Regions from separate parts of the Mus musculus genome. Here all the other regions are linked to region 3. Evidence: chromatin loops called from intact Hi-C (ENCODE). Cell type or tissue: heart. All regions are shown on one strand. Region 1 overlaps Spata33 (spermatogenesis associated 33). Region 2 has its middle 6.0 kb from the start of Mir7079. Region 3 overlaps Fanca (Fanconi anemia, complementation group A).

Region 1 (2,500 bases), 74 kb before region 3:
CCTCTCTAAGATGGCTCCAGCTCTACAAGTTTGTAAGGCATCAGGGTAGACAAGGCCTTTGCCAGCGAGGAACTCCCCATTTGAAGGCCACCGGTGACACCTGTCATACAGCGTCAACATCTGGAGGAAATGCAGGTGGACATGAAGAGAAAACCAAGTGAGTCTGGTGTCAAGAAAAGATGATGGAGCAGGCTCAGCAGTCACAGGAACAAAGCCACTGACACATGCGACCCTGGAGGGAGCCTCAGAGCATGAGGTCTGAGGAAGCCAGGTGTAAATGTCCGTGTATGTTATGACCTCCTTTCTAGGAAGGCCTTGAACTCACAGTCCCTTTACTGCAACTCCCCAGGTGCTGGGCCCACGTTCATTTGGAAAGGATTCTAAAACCGCACAGGCTAGGCATGGAGTTATAGTGCCAGCTACTCAGGAGACTGAGGCAGGAGGATCATGTGAGCCCAACTTGGGCAACATTGTGAGACCCTGTGTTTTCAAAGCCCTAGGGAGAGTGTCTACCATACAAGAAGCACAAAGGTGTGGGTTCCTTCACCAGCGCCCCATAAAGCAGACATGGTAGCACATGCCTGGAATCTTAACACCTGAGGCAGGAGGAGCGTGAGTTCAGAGGAAGCTGTCATTACATGGCATGTTCAAGTCCAGCCCGGGCTATGTGATGCCCTGGAGAGTTGACTCAGCAGTTAAGAACACTTGCTACTCTTACAGAGAACCTGGCTAACGTTCTCAGGATCTATTTGGTGGCTCACAGGCATTTGTAATTCCAGTTCCAGGGGAATCAGTGCCATCTTCTGACCTCTGTGGGCACCAGATATGCACATGATATACATACATACATACATACATACGTGATATACATACATACATACATCCCCCACAAACTAACCCATGGTTGTCCACCTCTGAGGCTCTGGGTTGCACCATAGTTGGGAACCTTGGGCTGGATCTTTGAGTGAACATTGGGTGACTGTAGGCTCTGGCCTTTGAGGCTTCACAGCCTGTTGCTATCAACAGCACTTGTAGCCCAGATAAGTCTCCCGAGGACACAGCCTAGAAATAATCCAACCACGCCAAGCATGGGACCTCAAGTGACACTGCCTAGACAAGCCTGTCCTAAGTCTCTGACCCATAACAACGACAGACAAGTTATTTTAAGCTGCAAGCATTTGGAGTCAGGTGTAACACAGCAGTCATATTCAGATCAAGGGGTAAATGGTGACAGAGAGTGGAAATTTGCCTGTCACTTCCAGAGCACTCCTGTGATCCCCAAGCTCAGAAGGCCAAGGCCGGAGGGTCACTCATTTCAAGCAGATTGAACTACATCCTAAAGCCCTGATTTGTTTTTTAAAAAGGTATCATGGCAGCTTGTAGATGGGGTATGTTATTTTATACATACTGTATCTATATGCTTAGGTATTTTTACATTGAAAATTCCACAGATATATACAAAGAGATTAGGACACCACAGATTTATAGTCAGCCTACTCTACAATGTTGAATGTTCTGTGCCCCACATGATCTGATCCCTTCAGCACATAGACATGGAAGGAGTTGGAGAGGTGGCTCAGTGGTTAAGGGCTTACGCTGCATTTCCAGAGGACCTGCGTTCAGCTCTGAGCACCCATATCGGGTAGCTCACAACCACCTTTAATTTCAGTTCCAAGAGATCAGATACCATCTTGTGTGTGGGCAGTGCATTCATGCACAAATTCATAATCTGACACACACATATACTTTAAAATTAAAATAAGAGAAAGGGGATTTTCATAAATGAACCAAAGAGTGTAGACCTAGGCTGGGCCATCTTCACAGTCAGTTTGGATAGTAGATGATAATAATGAAGAACTGACCATGGACTGCGGTGTAGACTGCAGTGTAGCTCTATGGCAGAGCAGTTGCCTAGCATGCTGAAGGCCCTGGGTTCTGTCTCCACCATGATAAAAAACAAAAGCAATGGACCCTGCATAGAGAGCAGCAACCCCCAACACCTCAGGCCCTGTGTGGCCCCCTTAGGAATGTTCTCCAAGTGACAAATTAGAGAGGTGAGGAACAGACCTGCGTGCCAGATGTTAGGGTTAAAGGAACAGGGAGAAGAGGTGTGGGCAAAAGGGGGTGTCAGGAGGGGTCTCTGGCGGAAGATGCCTGCATGCTATGCAGATGGGGCTGCTCCCTGAACATAGATGGGCACGTGCCCCACACTCACGGGAACAATGTCAGTTTCCTGGATTGACACTGTACTAATGTAAAATGCTACCACTGGGGAAACCGTGTAAAGGGAACAGGGGGCCACCTCTTGCTGCTTTTGCAACTGTTTGAATTTATGAGTATTTTTTTTAAATAAAAAAGTTTAAAGACATAAAATGTTATAGTCTTAATTATTCTATTCCAGTTTAAGAAAAGCAGACCAATTATAGAAGACAGGGAGAATAAGTGGAATGCTTGTGTGTATGTGTGTATGTGTGTGCACACACACGTGGGCATGTGTGTG
Region 2 (2,500 bases), 180 kb before region 3:
GACTCTTGCTAAGAATATCATCAAAGCTCTAGGTAAGTCCAGAGAGACTAAAATCAGGATGTCCATTCCTAGGCTCTGCCTGATGCGTAGCCCATGGACTCTGTTCCTGGCTGCCTCTTAGGCCCACGCTGCCATGGCTACCAAAGCACCAGTCTCTGGTCTCCATGGTCTTAGCAGTCCTGACAAATGGTGTCATAGCAGCGACTGGCTGCTATCTGGGGCTCCTTCCCTTCCTCACCCTGTCACCCCTTTTCCTTCCCGTCTCCTCCCTTCTCTCCTCTGTCCCTTTTCTCCTCCACTCTTTTTCTTCTTTTTCTCCTTTTTTTTTCCATTTATTATATGTAAGTACACCGTAGCTGTCTTCAGACACACCAGAAGAGGGCGTCAGATCCCATCACAGTTGGCTGTGAGCCACCATGCTGGGACTCGAACTAAGGACCTCTAGAAGAGCAGTCAGTGCTCTCAACCGCTGAGCCATCTCTCCAGCCCTTCTCCTCCACTCTCACTTCAGTTGCTACATTCTTGTCTCCCTCCCTCCCCTTTTCCTTCTTAGATTACTTACCAAGCCATCCTGGCCACTGGAGGAATCCTGGACGCAGGCCTTTCCCACCGCACCTCAGGGTGGCAGAGGCCTGCCCCTGTTCCTCCAATCAAGGCTCTTTTTTTTTTTTTTTTTTTTTTTCCGAGACAGGGTTTCTCTGTGTAGCCCTGGCTATCCTGGAACTCACTTTGTAGACCAGGCTGGCCTCAAACTCAGAAATCCGCCTGCCTCTGCCTCCTGAGTGCTGGGATTAAAGGCGTGCACCACCACGCCCGGCCAGTCAAGGCTCTTCTTGCACGGGATCAGCACAGTAGACAGTAAGCACTGTCCTGGCTGCCGTGTTCTGGTGCAATTTTACATGTCAGTAGCTAAGTAATATGTCCACAGTTTCCTCTCTTATATTTTTTGGTTGTGAGTCTATCCTTTAACAGCTGAGCCATCTCCCCAACCCCACAGGTTCTTTTCTGCACAGTGCAGACTTAAATGTCAGCGAGGTTTTGTTTGTCTCACAATACTCCTAGCCTCTCTGCTGGCCATACCAGCCCTCCACCAGCAAACAGCCCTCCCTCTTCCTAACCCTGCTCCTGGGCCCCCTTGTGGCCACTGTGCAAAATATCCTTTCTACCATTTGTAACCCTTAACTCTAGTCCCCACCCTGTCCCGTGAGAGATCCAGGCACCCGGAAAATAGTGGCTATTTTAGTTCGTGTACCTGTGTAGGCCAAAGACTATGTCAAGTTAGTAGTGGATTAGGCCACATAGGAGAAGTGTGTTTGCAGAGAATGTCCTTGGCTTCTAAGACAAGCCTCAGAAGAAACAGGTCCCAAGGGGCTGCCACCTGAAGACACATCTAGGTTGTCCGTAGGTGTGGTCAGGAGCTCAGGATTGCTTCTGACTCTGTGGGTCAAAGGGCCTGCAACTGGCTGGTTTTGTGTGAACTTGACACAAGCTGGAGTCATCAGAGAGGAAGGAGCCTCTGCTGAGGAAATGCCTCCATGAGATCCAGCTGTAAGGCATTTTCTCAATTAGTGGTCAATGGGGAGGACCCAGCCCACGGTGGGTGGTGCCCCTCTCTCTCTCATGCTATAACTAGGTGACTGAGGAATCTCACAGAGTTGCCCAGGACCTAACAGAGTGTGTTGTCACAGTCAGTGAGGCACCAGGACACACATACCTCTAAAGGAAGACAAATACCAGCTCTTGTAAGAAAACTGGGGGGTGGACTTTGAGGTTTCAAGCTAGGCCCCATGGCTCATTCTCTAACTGCTGTCTGGTGATACAGAGAGAGCTCTCAGCTGCCTCTCCAGCACCATGTCTGCCTGCACACCATTGTGCTTACTGCCATGGTGACAATGGACTAACTGCAAGCCAGATCCAATTAAATCCTTCCCTTTGTAAGAGTTGCTGTGGTATTGATGTCTCTTCACAGCAATGGAAACCTTCACTAAGATTGATACTCCCCGACGCACAGTTTCCGTGGATCAAGGCAGCTCAGAGACAACTTCTCAAAAGGTGGGTGGTAGAGTATGGGTGGCCCTGGAGGGTGAAGGGACTGGTCTGGGTGTCCCACTGCTTCCTGTCTTTCACTTCTGGTTGCAGATGCTACCTCAAGCCTTCTGGGGATATTCAGTGAAGTGAGCCCTGGACATGGAGCTGGGTACAGTGGTGCACACGTGTTCCCCAACACGCAAGAGGAAGTAGAAGGGCACAGGAGAAATCGGAGTGGGAGAGGGAGGGATGTAAAGACAGTATTCATGTATGAAATTCTCAACAAAATCAATAAAATAAACAGTAGTCCTGATACCTAAAACATTGAAAAAAAAATCATATACCAGGGTTGGAGAGAGGGCTCAGGAGTTAAGAGCACTTGTTCTCACAGAGGACCTGGGTTTGGTTCCCAGCACCCACACAGCTGTGGTTTGTATAAACAACCTGTAACTTGGTCCATGATGGCTGGTAC
Region 3 (2,500 bases):
GCGACAGGAAGCAGGCCTATACAGCAAGGACCATAGCAAAGGCTGCATGTGATTTTTATATATTTTGTGTTGTGGATGTGTGTGTGTGGTCCAGCCAGTCGTCTGCTTCCAGCTTATGGGAAATGGAGATCAAACTCAGGCTGTCAGGCTTGCATTTAGAAAAGAAGTTACATTGCAAGTTGGTACCAAATCAGAGGACGGGATCAGTGTACCATGTTACCACACAAGCTAGAAACTTGAAGCTGCTTCGTGGGAAGACAGGAAAACACTGACTGTGAAGGACAGAAGAGTAAACATTATGGGCTCTGGTGCTACAAACAGTTTTTGTCACAAGGGCTTCTTTAAAATGCAACAACGAGGTGGTGGAACACAGCTGTAAGCCCAGCACACCTGTAATCCCACATTGGGCTTGACCAACAGTGGCATGGCCATTGCCTGAGTGCTCAACATCTCACCGTGACACACCTTTTACACAATCTAAGAAAGGCCACCACTGGGTCCTGAGGCCTCATGGACTTACCGCCTGGTCCTGCTTCTGCAGTGTGGAAGGAAGGACACTGAGCTGAATCTTTGCTCTCTGGAGGCTGCCACCATCATTCCTGTGTCCCAGAACAGCATTTAGTTTTTCAGAAACCACGGCCACCTGAGCAGAAATAACTGCAAACACACATGCAGTTATGTAAGGCATGGAAAGAACGATGTAACCAAGCGACAGCGTGGCCTCACAAGACGCTAGGGAGCACTGGCCAAGCTGTCACACCCAACTTGGAGCCTGCTCTGAATGGAAGGGTGGCCACATCGTCCCCATCACTCTGAATCCCCACTCAGTCTAGTCTTTGGGCAGGTTCACCTGCCAAATACCGATCTCCAGGAATGAGCCAGCCAGCCTGTCACTATGGTGGCACGCAGGCACCCGGAGCACAAGCACTACCACACACTGCCTCATCCCGAGTCTTACCACTGTATTGGGTCGGGTCTGTCATTAAAGCTCTGAGCTCTTCCAGTGCTGCTGTGAGCAGTCCCAGGGGCTCTTTGGCACAGTCGGCCTCTGTCCTTTGAGCCGAGGTGGCATCTGAACCAGGGAGGGACATTTTAAAGATTAGGTCAAATGGGAGTCACACTCAGTGACATTATTATAAATACAAAAAGCTCATATGCTTGGGGAAGTGTGGCCGAGCACCACGGCTGAGCACCACAGATGTGCACCACAGATGTGCACCATTACTGAGCACCACAGCTGTGTATGTCAGATGTGCACTGCATTGTGTGGAGAGCGGGCACTGTCTCTGGAAGGCCTTCTCTTTGATGATGGTGGAAATCACATACAGTATCAAAAATGAAAGCACTGAGACAGGAGATGTCATTCAAAATGGAACATGTGCCTATAACGCTCAAAGCACTGGGTTTAACTCCTAGCAACACACAAAAAGGAGGAGGAGCTTGGAGAGATGGCTCAGGGATTAAGAGCGGTGCTTGCTTCCAGAGAACCTGAGTCTGAGTCCCAACAAACAAGCTGTGGCTCGCAACCATCTGTAGCTCCAGTCTCTGATGCCCTCTGCTGGCCTCTGAGGGCACCACACACATATTGCAGCAAAACATCCATATACAAAAAATAATTTTAAAAATTACAAAAAAGTAACATATATAACTGTCACACACACACACACACACACACACACACACACACACACACACACACACACACACACACACACACGGAATGCTTGCTCAGCGTGCACAAAGCCCTGGGCTCCATGCCAGTCCTACACATGAAACTGGGGATGAGCACATGCCTGTAATCCCAGCGCTTGACAGGTGGAGGCAGAAGGCTCAGAAGTTCAAGGCCAGCCAAGGATACAGAAGACCCTGTTTAATAAATAGTTTAAGCTGCAAAGACCAAACCTGAACACTGGCTCCTTCTCTAGATGCCCCCTCACTGCTGACAGAGCCACACGGCACTGAGGAATGGTTGGACATGCCAGCCCCACTTGGCAGGGACGTCAGCTCACGGGTCACGGCTTCCCAGGGCCAAGCAGCTCTATCACTGTTCTCATAGGTACAGATATCCCCAACCCAGGCTGCTGGGTTTGATTCCACGTGGTGGATCATCACCGTCTGTCTGTACTAGAGATCCAACCCCCTCTCCTGGCCTCTGCAGACCCCGGGCATACACACGATGCAGACATACAATAGGCAATAACACATACACATATATAAAATAAAAAACCCTCTAACATACTACAAGCAAACTGTCCAGTTAGAGAATAACCGTGCTTGACTGCAGTATGCTGTGGCCCTAAACTGTTCATGGAGACATCAAATACAGAGCAGGTTGTACACCATGCTTCCTAGAAGGTAGGGGCGTGGCTAACTGTCAAGCCCTCCAAGACAATAAGCCCATGAGCTCATTGTTTGGTCCCCAGGTACCATGGGCAGGCAAAATCACAAGTCTGCCGAACCTGGGTGAGAAAAATCAGTCCACTGAAGACGGATGCAGGTG

What was found. Peaks named below come from ENCODE experiments on the same cell type or tissue, not always from the same donor. Only the 100,000 strongest peaks of a DNase experiment are listed, where the experiment ranks them.
Region 1: it touches region 3 in a loop (2.9-fold over the local background); 3 of 42 quality-filtered maps call a loop at or near these places.
Region 2: it touches region 3 in a loop (2.3-fold over the local background); 4 of 42 quality-filtered maps call a loop at or near these places.

The regions. Positions count from the first base shown.
Region 1 is chr8:123,214,539-123,217,038 of GRCm38, forward strand. All of the region lies in intron 2 of Spata33 (spermatogenesis associated 33), which reads left to right. Among named protein-coding and RNA genes, the nearest start is that of Spata33, 2.9 kb to the left of the region's middle. In heart, no CTCF peak of the experiment used is centred here; a DNase peak (open chromatin) is centred at 1,083.
Region 2 is chr8:123,109,710-123,112,209 of GRCm38, forward strand. No RefSeq gene overlaps it. Among named protein-coding and RNA genes, the nearest start is that of Mir7079, 6.0 kb to the left of the region's middle. In heart, a CTCF peak has its summit at 1,150 (motif pointing left); a DNase peak (open chromatin) is centred at 1,181.
Region 3 is chr8:123,288,841-123,291,340 of GRCm38, forward strand. It overlaps Fanca (Fanconi anemia, complementation group A), which reads right to left. Exons shown (of 43, transcript NM_016925.3): 22 at 959-1,072; 23 at 521-657. Among named protein-coding and RNA genes, the nearest start is that of Fanca, 28 kb to the right of the region's middle. In heart, a CTCF peak has its summit at 1,542 (motif pointing left); a DNase peak (open chromatin) is centred at 2,021.